Linked DNA regions of Homo sapiens: region 1 is linked to region 2. Evidence: chromatin contacts called from ENCODE Hi-C or POLR2A ChIA-PET data. All regions are on one chromosome and are shown on one strand. Each heading gives the region's core, a stretch centred on a gene start or an enhancer-like site at or near the end of the contact. The rest is flanking DNA. Distances are from core to core; before and after follow the strand shown.

Region 1 (6,060 bases), core at 2,800-5,299, 34 kb after region 2:
ACATTTTCAGATACAACTATTTAGAATGTGAAAGTTTGGCACTAAATGACTTAATTTCAGAAACACAGAACACTAATTTGTTTTTATTATATTAATCCATGATTATTTTATTTAAAAAAGAAGTTACTTAGCTGGGCGTGGTGGCTCACGCCTGTAATCCCAACACTTTGGGAGGCCAAGGCAGGCGGACTGCCTGAGCTCAGGAGTTTAAGACCAGCCTGGGCAACACGGTGAAACCCCGTCTCTACTAAAAATACAAAAGAAATTAGCCAGGTGTCGCAGTGTGCACCTGTAGTCCCAGCTACTCGGGAGGCTGAGGCAGGAGAACTGTTTGACTCCAAGAGGCAGAGGTTGCAGTGAGCCAAGATCGCACCACTGCACTCCAGCCAGGGCCACAGAGGGAGACTCCATTTATACAACAAAAAAAATTAAAATTAAAATAAAAAAGAAACATGCTCCTTTATAATTATTCTCACTTTGGTTACATCAAAAAAAAGTGCATCTCTGGCTGGGTGCAATGGCTCACACCTGTAATCCCAACACTCTGGGAAGCCAAGGTGGGAGGATCACTTGAAGCTGGGAGTTTTGAGACCAGCCTGGACAACACAGTGAGACCCCCATCTCTATGAAAAATAAGAAAATTAGCCAGATATGGTAGTACACACCTTTAGTCCTAGCTACTCAGAAGGCTTAAGCAGGAGGATCACTTGAGCCCAGGAGGTCAAGGATGTAGTGAGCTATGATCTTACCACTGCACTCTAGCCTGGATGACAAAGTGAGGCCCTGTCAAAAAAAAAAAAAAAAAAAAAAAAAGGTGCATCTCAAACTTTTTCATTGTCTAGCCCTCATTTTTAAAAAATATCTGCTAACCAAAGATAAATTCACTAACTGCCAGGGTCTTCCCTTGTTTATCAACTAAAGACAACTATGTTGGGACATAGGTGAAATGCTTCTGCAAGTCAAAATGCAGCAACCCACTTTCCTTAAGGGTATACACATTATACTGTAGTATAAACTAGATTCACAAAGAATCCCAAGAGTACAAGAAAACAATGAAATGTTCAAGAAATTAATATTATTCTTCCCCATCTATGCTTAAGGCAGCTATTTCTGTTCATCAAGTTCTCAGACCAATTTTAACTAGACACTCCACCAAGAGTTCAGTAGTAGAGTCAAAAATCCAATTTTCCCTTTGTAAAAAACCTAAATTCTGCAGAAAGTTTTTTCTTTTTAAGAGATTACATTCCAGGTGAAGTGTGAAAAAAGAGAGATTACAGTTTAAGTAAACAAAAGGAAAATAAAGAATTCAGAGGGTAAATGAGATATGTGGGGGACTTTTAAAACACAATTGCTTGACATGCACAGAAAATTGGCTGTAAGGATATATATCACAATATTGCTTAAAGCCAAATTTCAGACCTCTAAATGACTAAGAACAATGGATTAATGAAGATGACCATAAACAATGAAAAACTGCAATCATGAAAATGCTATACAATATTTTATTAATAGTATAAAATATTAGCTCTCAACAAACATGAATAAATTAATGAATCTTCCTCATTTGTTTTAATTTTGGATTATGTATTTTTAAATGTTCATTAAAATATATTACAAAATCAGCCGGGCGCTGTGGCTCACACCTGTAATCCCAGCACTTTGGGAGGCCAAGGTGGGTGGATCATGAGGTCAGGGGTTCAAGACCAGCCTGGCCAAGATGGTGAAACCCCGTCTCTACTAATAATACAAAAATTAGCTGGACACGGTGGCGGGCACCTGTAATTCCAGCTACTCAGGAGGCTGAGGCAGGAGAATCGCTTGAATCTGGGAGGCGGAGACTGCAGTGAGCTGAGATCGTGCCACTGCACTCTAGCCTGGGCGAGAGAGCAAGACTCCGTCTCTCTCTATATATATACATTACAAAATTAGTTTCCGCAAAAATTATATATTCAACACTGTATTTCAGCTGTGAAAGTTAATATTCAGAATTCTTGTCTATCTTCTTTGCTGGCCTAAAACTTCAAATATCTGAAGAGTATAACATAGCAGGATGTTTCTTACTGAAATATTTTACTTCGGATTTCAATGCACAGGTTACTCAAATATGATGAAGGAAAATTCTATAAATTTGACTGGCTTTAAAAAAAAAAGAAGAAGAAGAATGGTTCTGTGTCTGCTTTATTTTAGATACAACAAACAAAATCTTTCCTTAAACTTTCTTTCAGGAGCTCACCTGGGAAATAAAATATATTCTTTCGGGTCAAAGAATTCACTCCTGAAATATTTTTTCTTTCTTTGGCAAACTGCCTCCATTATCATGAAGAATTTGTATTGGCTCTATTTTTGTTATCTAATAGATTGCTTCTAATTATGAGAATTTAATTCTCTGGATCTGACGTTGGAATCTCAGGGCTCAACTTTCTGCCTAAGCCTAAGCTTAAGCCAAGCCTAAGGCTACCTTGGCATATAAAATAATACAAACTGGACTGAACATCACCTCCAAGAAATACACCCACTTGACAGATGAGGTAGCAGATCAATTAGGATACACATAGGACTTGAACCTGGCCTTCCAGTTACATAATATTCTAGTTCTCTAAACCAATCTGTTAGGTTTAGACCAATAGCTATATAGTGAGTAGCTAGTTACAAAACCCCAATTACATGTCTCAAGTTCAATAACTGAATACTACTTTTAACTCTGGTATTTTACTATGAGGTAATATAGAACACAATAACAGAAAATATTTAATATATTCTCTCTTACATGCTTATATTCCTATACTATGCACACCAATTTGCCAAAAAACACTAATAAATGCTTACTGAATTAATGAATTATCTCCTATATATAAAGGTTTGTGGTAGGGGGTAGATATAAAAGATGAAGAAAATAGTCCCTTAGTCTTTAGAAGAACATAATAATTTTTTAAATTTAAAATATAAAAAGAAGAAAAAAGAAAATAATCCCTTATCCTTGATCTCCTGGAATTTACATTCTAGCCTGGAACAAAAATGTAATTAAAGGTGATTCAGATGAGTGGCAGAATATAAAAATGCACAAACTGCCCCAAACAGTAGGAAAGAGTAGTTCTGCTAAGGGAACAACATGGTCAGAGAAGGATTCAGAACAGATTCCAACTTAGGCTTGGAGAACATTTAGTTTCATGAACTGATCCCTAAAACCCCGAAATATGTTAAGCTAAACTTTTTACACAATTAGTTGTATTCCAAAGTATTTATAGTAAGATGCGCCACAGATGTGTGTATATAGTTCTTCTCTTCAGAAGCATAGCACGTTCGTAAGGGCTTGAGTGTTTAGGAATGCTTGCAAAGGGCTCTAAGAAGGAACACAAGAGTTGGAAATAATTATTGTAAGAATGCTTTGGGGGACTTTTCAAAGTCCTTATTTGAGAAGGACATGTGCTGTGACCAGAAGCAGATTTATTCCATCATTCCGTTCTATTACAATCTCTCTAACCAGCCAATCAGAAGAAATCCTATTACCATTTAGCCATACTGAGATCTGCTTTAATGGTTAAAAATGGAATAAACCAAGAAAATACTAAGTAAAACACGTTTCTTACAACTTACAAAGATGAGTCCAGCCTCACAGTAAAAATATGTGACAAAGACTCAAGGATAAAACCAACTCAAAAAACAAAAAAAAAAGAAGAAGAATTGGTGTGAGGAAAATGACAAGGTCAAGAAATTAAAGAAGCTAATTTATTTATAACCTCCCCTCAAAGGGAGGCATAAGTGACTATGCTTCATATACAAAGCAACTTTTTAAAAATTTGTGTGCTTGTTTTACAGAAAGATTCCTTATAATTTTTTTATTCTTTTTTTAAAGAAGCAAAGGCAGGCAGACTATAAGACTAATCAGTTTGGTAAGTGAGCCAAAAGCAAGGGGGGAAAAAACAGATCCAAAAGCACTGGCTGATCTCATTAGCTTTGCTTAAGAAACTTTATAGATGTGACTTCACTCCTGGATTACACGTCTATATTTAGTTTATACCTAATATGGATAAAGTCTTGAACCAACAGTCATTTCCTCTCTCCACAAAAAGAAACTTCCTTGCCTTTTTTTTTTTTTTCTACCAACCTCTGAAGGGGGAGGAAGGGAGAAAGGGAGAGGGCAGAAAGAAAAGAACTCACAGAAAAATAATTAACAAATTAGTATATGATTTTTGTTAAACTTGAACCATTTAGACATTTCTCAATTGGAAAACAATCCTAAAATCAAAATATGTGAGGCCAAGCACAATGGCTCATGCCTGTAATGGGAGGCCAAAGTGGGAGGATAACTTGAGTCCAGGAGTTCAAGACCATCTTAGGCAACACAGTGAGACCTCATCTCCACAAAAAAATTAATTTAAAAAAAATTAGCTGGGCATGGTGGCACTGCAAGTCCCAGCTACTCAGGGAGCTAAAGGAGGAGGATCACTTGAGCCCAGGAGGTCAAGGTGGCAGTGACCTGTGATGACACCACTGCACTCCATCCTGGGCAACAGTGAAACTCTGCCTTAAAAAAAAAAAAGACATTCAAGTCAGGTTCCTTAACAAGTTTATAAATAAACCCTCTAAAGTGCTTTATAAAATACTAATTAACCAGGCCCCCAAAATGCAACGAGGTGAGGTAATGGAAATTTTAGTTGCCTTTCAAATTTTACCAAGAGAACTGAAAGCAACCAAAGTCATCTAATGAACCATCTAGGCTCACTAGTTGTTAGTATGTTTTAGAAATATCCTTAAATATTCTCAGAATTTTTTTTTCAGGGTGACTGAAAACAGAACATAAGAAATTCTGTTAGGAAAGCATTCAAGTTTCAAATAAATAGAGAAAAATAACATAAACAAAGTTATTGATTCAGGTTCTGAAATCCCAAAGACGTTAGTACAAATCACAGTACTGCTACTTACTGGCCCTGCAACCATACCCAAACAATGATCTCTCTAATTCTCATGTGTTAAACAGTATTGATAGCACCTATTTCAAAGTTTATATGAGGATTAAATTAGCTAACACATGCAAACGGCTGGCACACTGTGCCTGGCCCATAGTAAGCACCCAATGCTATCTATTACCTCATGACCATTATTCTGGCTTTAGTAGGGAAACAAAAACTTACTGATCATTTTTTATATATCTGTTTATTCTGTATAGTGATAAATTAAGTAGCTTCAGAAAACTTATAACATTATTATAAAATAAAGATTTTAAAGTCACTTCATGATTCTTACATTATGTTTTTTTGTTTGTTTTCTTTTGTTTTGAGACAGAGTCTCACTCTGCCACCCAGGCTGGAGTGGAGTGGTGCAATCAGAGTGGCTCACTACAGCCTCAATCTCCTGCTTCAGCCCCACTAGTAGCTGAGACCACAGGCATGTGCCACCATGCCCCGCTATTTTTAATTATCATTAAATAAATGATAGAGATTATATCTACCAATTACAGACATGCTAAAGTTTTCTTTCTTTTTCTTTTTTTTTTTTTTTTTGGTGAGGCAGAGTCTCACTCTGTCGCCCAGGCTGGAGTGCAGTGGCACAATCTCGGCTCACTGCAACCTCCACCTCCTGGGTTCAAGTGATTCTTCTGCCTTAGCCTCCCGAGTAGCTGGGACTACAGGCACATGCCACCATGCCTCCTAATTTTTGTATTATGAGTAGAGATGGGGTTTCACCATCTTGGCCAGGCTGGTCTCGAACTCCTGACTGACCGCCTCAGCCTCCCAAAGTACAGGGATTACAGGCGTGAGCCACCGCACCCGGCCGACATGTTAATGTTTTAAGCTTTATCATCTCATTGTGGTATAAGATGAAAAAGTCTAAAAACAATAATCTTAGATAGAGTCTAGAAAAATTAGAAGACTTCATTTTTACTCCTTAAAAATTACTAAATATAAAACCTGTAGATCTACACTATCTCAACTTCTTCCAGACAAATTAAATAAAAAGAGCTTAATCTCTTCTCTTTAAGAGAAATGTAGATGTGTTAAAAATATAAGCACGTCTACATTTCCTTTAAAGAAAGCATTAGATAAAGGCTAGTTAATATAT
Region 2 (6,540 bases), core at 1,867-4,366:
CAAAGGGGTAGGTCGGGTAGGGCATGTGGGACAAAATAAATAACACCTATTACTTCTATAATTAATTATGAAAGTTTTTAAGCTCTCTAAACAGAAAGATTCTTAATTTTTTAAATTTTTATTCAATTTTCTTTTTTTTTAGAGATGGGGGTCTCTCTCTCTTGCTATGTTGCCCAGGCTGTCCTCAAACTCCTGGTCTCAAATGATCCTCAGCTGCAAGTAGCTGGGACTAGAGAGCACGCCACTGCACCCGGCTCCCAAATAAAAATATTTATTGGGAGAGGGAGAAAACTAGCGTATCAGAGAAAAAAGAACCAAGGCTGAAGAAAAGGGACTGGCTTGAAGTCCCAAATGGAAAAGCTCTACCATTTACCAGCTACATGACTAAGTAAATTACAACCTCTTTGGGTCTGGATTTCCTCTTTATAAGATCTGCTTTGTCTGTAAAGATTAAATCAAATAAGGCACGTGAAAGTGAACTAAAAGTATGCAAATGAAAGCCATTACCACTTTTAGTATCATATTAACAAAGCATTATGCAGGAAATCAGATTGGCAGTTTTAACTTTAATAGAGCTGATGGTTCATAAATGGTTACCTAGCATTAACTGATTGGTAATAAACAAAATCTGATTAATTTAGAGTCATATATACAACCAAGGAAAGTTTAAAGGACATATGATTACCAATTTTCCATTAATATTTGTGATTAGTGAATAGTCTATCTTGTTTTGGTTGAAAGGCTATATATATATTTTTTTAAATAAATAAAGCGATAAAACTGTTTCCAAGGATTAACTGTTGAGATGACAGACAACCATGGCAGGTCCTGATTCCAAATGAAGAATCTGAGAAGAAACTTTAGTGCCTTCAAACGTATTAGTAGACTTCAAATAAATGGACAAGTTCTAAACAGTAATCTGATTCACTCACAAGCTATGTATCAACAAAACAGAATCTAAGATTCTTCAACTTGCAGTTCTCACCTGCCCTCTCAGGCCTCAGGTGTTCTGTTTGACCCACAAAGGCTCATTTTACAGATGTTTCACAGAAATGTAACACTGTAAGAATTGCAGTTTGAGATAAATGAAACTGAGCCAATAGGCAATGGCAAAAAATTTCAAGACATCTTTGGTTTACTTCCAAAAAGGCCTTCAGTAAATACTCAACACTTGATTAAAACTCATTCAAATATTTCCCTTACGTGACATCAAGAGCAAAGTGCACAGAACTCATGCCTTGCAACAGGGTGCAAATATTCTCCAGTGTTTTGGGGTGTATTATTTTTACCCTCATGTATCATGGTAGTCTTTCAGATGAAATAAATTATTCTGTTGTTTCCCATTTTTTTTCTAGATGAAGAAAAGGAAATAAAAACAAAAACCAAAAGGAAAAGAAACGAATGAAAAGGAGGAATCCTATAGGAGCTAATATTTTAAGAGACTTGAGTGGCTTAATTTCTATTAAAATGTAGTTCAGTACAATTGCAACAATTGGAGGAAGCTGGGCTGGTGACTCAGTTCCAGCTGCTTGGTATGAAATGAGTGCAGCATAGCTAGAGAACACCGGAGCTGGCTCTTGAAGATGACCCATCTGTAACAAGTTGACTTGCCCAACGAAGAAAAAAGTACTAGGTATGTAGGCCTTATCTTTTAAATGGAGCTCCTTTTTTCTCCAGAAAGAGAACAATAACAAAAAAAAATCGAGTTCCTTTTTGAAGGTGCTGATTTTCAGGGCATAAAATTAATTCACACATATCAAAGACACTACTGGACACTATATAAACATATAACAACAACAACAAAAAACCTCACAAAAGTTAACACCAGAGAACCAGAATTATTTGTTTCAGAACGCTTTACTACTATTAATTATTCTTTACTAGATTTGCTATATTCTGGTTTGACTGATAGTCAAGTCACTAATTGAACAAATTAATCATGGACTCAACAAAACACACACACCAAGACCCCTTGTCACTAAGAATTTGTCTTTGTCCCAGTTCAACCAGTTAAAGAATTTTACTGATTTGGATTAAATATTGTTAATCTGTCTACTTTTAATGTCAATTTTATTGTCAATCTGTGGAGGAATACTTCAAAAAAAATAGTACCCATGAAAAGATTTCAAATATGGATTCCATAATTCGTTTGTCTTTGTTTTTGTGTTTTTTTTTTTTTTTTTTTGACATGGAGTCTCACTCTGTTGCCCAGGCTAGAGTGCAGTGGCGTGATTTGCCTCCACCTCCCGGATTCAAGCAATTCTCCTGCCTCAGCCTCCTGAGTAGCTGGGACTAAGGCACTCACCACCATGCCCGACTAATTTTTGTATTTTTAGTAGAGACAGGATTTCACCATGTTGGCCAGGGTGGTCTTGAACTCCTGACCTCAAGTGATCACCTGCCCCGGCCTCTCAAAGCGCTGGGATTACAAGAGTGAGCCACTTTGCCTGGCCCAAATATAGAGTCTATAATTTTTACCATCTTGATAACAGTTTAGGAGTAAAGTGTATACTGATAACAGGTTTAGAAAAACATTCACTAATAATTCTATTAATTCAGCTCTTAGCAGCCTCAACAGGATGTATCATCTTTGAAATCGTCTTAAAAAAGAACATAAAGACATAGCAACAAAATACTCCCTCTCTGTGTGTCTATATCTCCCTCCCCTCTCAATCACACACACACACACATCCCCACCCACCCACGTACACACATCCCCCCACCCACCCACATACACACATCCCCCCACCCACCCACATACACACACACCCTCAACCCACACACTCCAACCCACCTACACACACCCCACCACCCACCCACCCACACATACACACACACCCCCACCACCCACCTACCCACACACACCCCCTCCACCCACCCACCCACACACATGCACACACATACACACACCCCCCACACACACAGTGGGTACACATGTGATTCTGAATGCAGTCATAAAGCACAATTATCTTGAATTGGACTGTTCTAACAAGTGCTTCATGTAGCTCAAGTCAACTTTACAAAGGGGAAAAATGGAGTCTGACTTTCCTGTCTGGACAGCAGCAGGAAATAGATGATGTCTCTGAAAGACAGGCTTATCTCATTCCATTTAGTCTCTTGGCATGTGTCATTCATGCTGCTGCTACTGAAGATCATGGAAGTTGAAATGATTTCTTAAGTTACTGAAGACTGTTTTCAGAAAGGTGGAACCACAGAGACATGATCATGAAGATAAAACTATCTGAAGAGTCTATTTGGGAATCAGATTTTTTTCTGAGTTTCTAACTGCCTTTTAAGATATGCAGAACTATCAGTTTCATAGTTCCATTGTAACATTTTAAACTATTACAAAAGTGAAGTTTTTTTCCCTTTTCTCCTGATTTTAAATATAAGGTAACTAACTCCAAGGAAGATGAGGCAGCTCGCCCCAGGTCCCAGTGAAATCAGTGATAGAGCTCTCTCCATACACAGCTAGGTCTCACTCCTGAAATTTTCTATACTATGCCATGGTTGTTTCCCAACTGATGACATGCCAGAACATCTTTAACTCTGCCCCAATTTTAGTATTTTCACTTATATTATCTGAAGCTTTTGTTCAAATCGTTGATGTAAATTGAAATTCTTTGTGAAGCCTGGGCCCTTTTTTTTCTATCTAAACGTTCTTTAAATTGCAATATGAACAGAAAATTAGATTTGGAAATGACTCCCACCAAAGCACGAAGGCTGCTCTGGCAGGCAAGTAATGGGAGATTGTTCACAGCCTCACAAGGGACACATGAATACTACCAGCATAGTCATTAATGCCAACTGAGATTCAAAGAGAACATGTCATACAGTGCCAGAACTAGAAATGGGCTTGTTCTTATGGATGAAATGTCATGTAACAATCATTTTTTTCAAATCATAGAGTGAGCTGCTAAGTAACTCTCAGAGGAGTTCTATTGTTCTCCACTGGTTTGTTCTGGAGTCAGTACTTCTCACCAAGATATTAGGCAATTACCAGGAAAAGCAGGAAAATAAGCACTGTAGGCATATTTTCTCCCCCAAGATTTCTAAAAAGAGTCACATTTAATGTTTTAAGATTAAGAATATATTATGAAAAGTACTACAGGGATGTTTTATTCCTCTGTGATAACTTTCATATATACTGGTGGGTTGTTTGTTTTTGTTTTTTGAACCAATGCTCACTTTCTTGAGGTACTTTCTCTTTAAAATTTTGTTCAAGACTGCAAGTGTGTAAACTCATAGAAAAGATTTGGACGAGGCCAGGCACAGTGGCTAAAGTCTGTAATCCCAGCACTTTGGGAGACCAAGGCCAGAGGACTGCTTGAGCCCAGGAGTTCAAGACCAGCCTGGGCAACACAGGGAGACCCTGTCTCTTAAAAATAAAAAATTAGCCAGGTATGGCAGTAAATGCCTGTAGTCCTAGCTACTTGGGAGGCTGAGGCTGGAGGATTACTTGAGCCCAGGAGCTCAAGGCTACAGAGTAAGCTGTGATCGTGCCACTGCACTCCAGCCTCGGTGACAGAGGCAGACCGTGTCTCAAAAAAAAAAAAAAAAGAAAAAGAAAAAAGGAAAAGATTTGGAAGAATAAAGACCAAACCTAAAATAAATTATCTCTCTGAAGGGGAAGTTGATGACTAGGGGGTAGGGATGGTACAGACTCATTATCACGTACTACTTGCTTAGTTTTAGTTGCCCTAAGAAGCATTTTTTATATTTACTGGAGACCTATGATTGTTAAAGACCAAAAAATATAAGCTTCAATTTTAAGTGCTCTCTACCATTGATTTTACATAAAGCCCTAGGTAATAAACATATATCTTCTTTGATATTTTCTAATTATAAGGCCCTGAATGCCTACCTCCCATGCGCCACTTTTTATATATATAAACACTTAACATATACACTTACACATATTTCCACATACACACTTTAACATATATATACAAATCTGCAAATATCAATCAACCTATAGGAATAATGCCTTTAAAAAATCTGCAAATGAAAAGAAACAGACAACTCTGAAATAGCTATAATGGGTTTACTTCCTTTTCTGACCCAGATTCCCATGTTTATGGCACTATTACTGGTATGTATCACAATTAAAGCACTGTATTAAACTATTCAATGACAGCTTTTTCAAAGAATGGCAGTCAACTCACTTGCTCCAAGCCAAAAATGGAATAGGAGAAATTCATGTATTTTAGGACACAGTAAGGGTGTGTGCCTGGTGGCACACTCTATTTTTAGGAGTTATATTGGGAAACTTGCTTTGTGTACACATGTATAAAAAAAAAACAGTAATAGAAGGGTAACTACATGACTTATTTCATTCTTACATCTCTGCCCAACATGAATAAGGTAATGTCTTCCCAAGAGCTTGTAGTTTTAACTCACTATTCCCAAAGGCTTATTTCTACATTTATATACATAACTAAAGGGGTTCCTTGATGACTTTATGGCTTATGTTCAATAAATTTTAAAGTCTGTAAAATTTCAAATATATGCACTAGCAGTAAGTAAAAATGTATTTTAAGGGAATGACAGAAATCTGAGTACACTAACCTAGAACTTGGAATGGAATTATAGCTCTCAGGTAACTATCAGCATGTGATGCTCAGAGGGATAACATAGATTAATTCTGCCACTTTATCAAGTGATAGGCTGTCAATATCTTTTCCTGGACACTGTTCATGACTTGATATATAATATGGTTTAAATTTCTGTCCTTGCCCAAATCTCATATCAAATTGTAATTTTCAATGGTGGAAGAGGGGCCTTGTGGGAGGTGACTGGATCACAAGGGCAGACTTCCCTTGCTGTTCCTGTGACAGAGAGTGAGTTCTCACAAGATCTGGTTGTTTAAAAATATGTAACACCTCCCCCTTCTCTCTTCTTCCTTCTCCGGCCATGAAAGACATGTCTGCTTCCCCTTTGACTTCTATCATACTTGTAAGTCTCCTGAGGCCTCCCCAGACAAGTTTCCTGTACAACCTGCAGAACTGCCAGTCAATTAAACCTCTTTTCTTTATGAATTACCCAGTCTCAGGTAGTTCTTTATAGCAATGTGAGAACAGACTAATAGTTTTAAAAATCAGTATAATAGCAAATCATGTTGTGACACTTGCATCAAGAGGAATCCACTGCCAAACCCTAGTTTTTCCCATTAATACAACTATTCTTTTTTTTTTTTTTAATTTATTTTTTTATTGATAATTCTTGGGTGTTTCTCACAGAGGGGGATTTGGCAGGGTCATGGGACAATAGTGGAGGGAAGGTCAGCAGATAAACAAGTGAACAAAGGTCTCTGGTTTTCCTAGGCAGAGGACCCTGCGGCCTTCCGCAGTGTTTGTCCCTGATTACTTGAGATTAGGGAGTGGTGATGACTCTTAACGAGCATGCTGCCTTCAAGCATCTGTTTAGCAAAGCACATCTTGCACCACCCTTAATCCATTTAACCCTGAGTGGACACAGCACACGTTTCAGAGAGCACAGGGTTGGGGGTAAGGTCACAGACCAACAAGATCCCAAGGCAGA

Evidence for each region. Hi-C counts contacts between places; a loop is a spot of excess contacts on that map. ChIA-PET counts read pairs that join two places held with the same protein, here RNA polymerase II (POLR2A). Pooled maps may share reads with other maps.
Region 1: a map of endothelial cell of umbilical vein shows a loop between it and region 2 (5-fold over the local background). The contact joins two enhancer-like sites. A Hi-C loop is called at or near these places in 10 of 168 maps with a recorded cell type or tissue (IMR-90, aorta, ascending aorta and 7 more), 6 of 37 single-sample maps with no recorded cell type and 13 of 50 pooled maps. POLR2A ChIA-PET finds 5 or more read pairs at or near these places in 13 of 52 experiments (A549, A673, B cell and 10 more).

The regions. Positions count from the first base shown.
Region 1 is chr1:24,768,345-24,774,404 of GRCh38, reverse strand. The region is part of intron 1 of CLIC4 (chloride intracellular channel 4); the gene reads right to left. Among named protein-coding and RNA genes, the nearest start is that of CLIC4, 26 kb to the right of the region's middle. Within about 2 kb of position 4,049, at least 8 of the 41 ENCODE cell types and tissues checked have a DNase peak (open chromatin) inside an H3K27ac peak, as active enhancers do; they include A673 and endothelial cell of umbilical vein, where a contact is called at or near this core.
Region 2 is chr1:24,800,732-24,807,271 of GRCh38, reverse strand. The region is part of intron 2 of CLIC4 (chloride intracellular channel 4); the gene reads right to left. Among named protein-coding and RNA genes, the nearest start is that of CLIC4, 59 kb to the right of the region's middle. Within about 2 kb of position 3,116, at least 3 of the 41 ENCODE cell types and tissues checked have a DNase peak (open chromatin) inside an H3K27ac peak, as active enhancers do; they include A673 and endothelial cell of umbilical vein, where a contact is called at or near this core.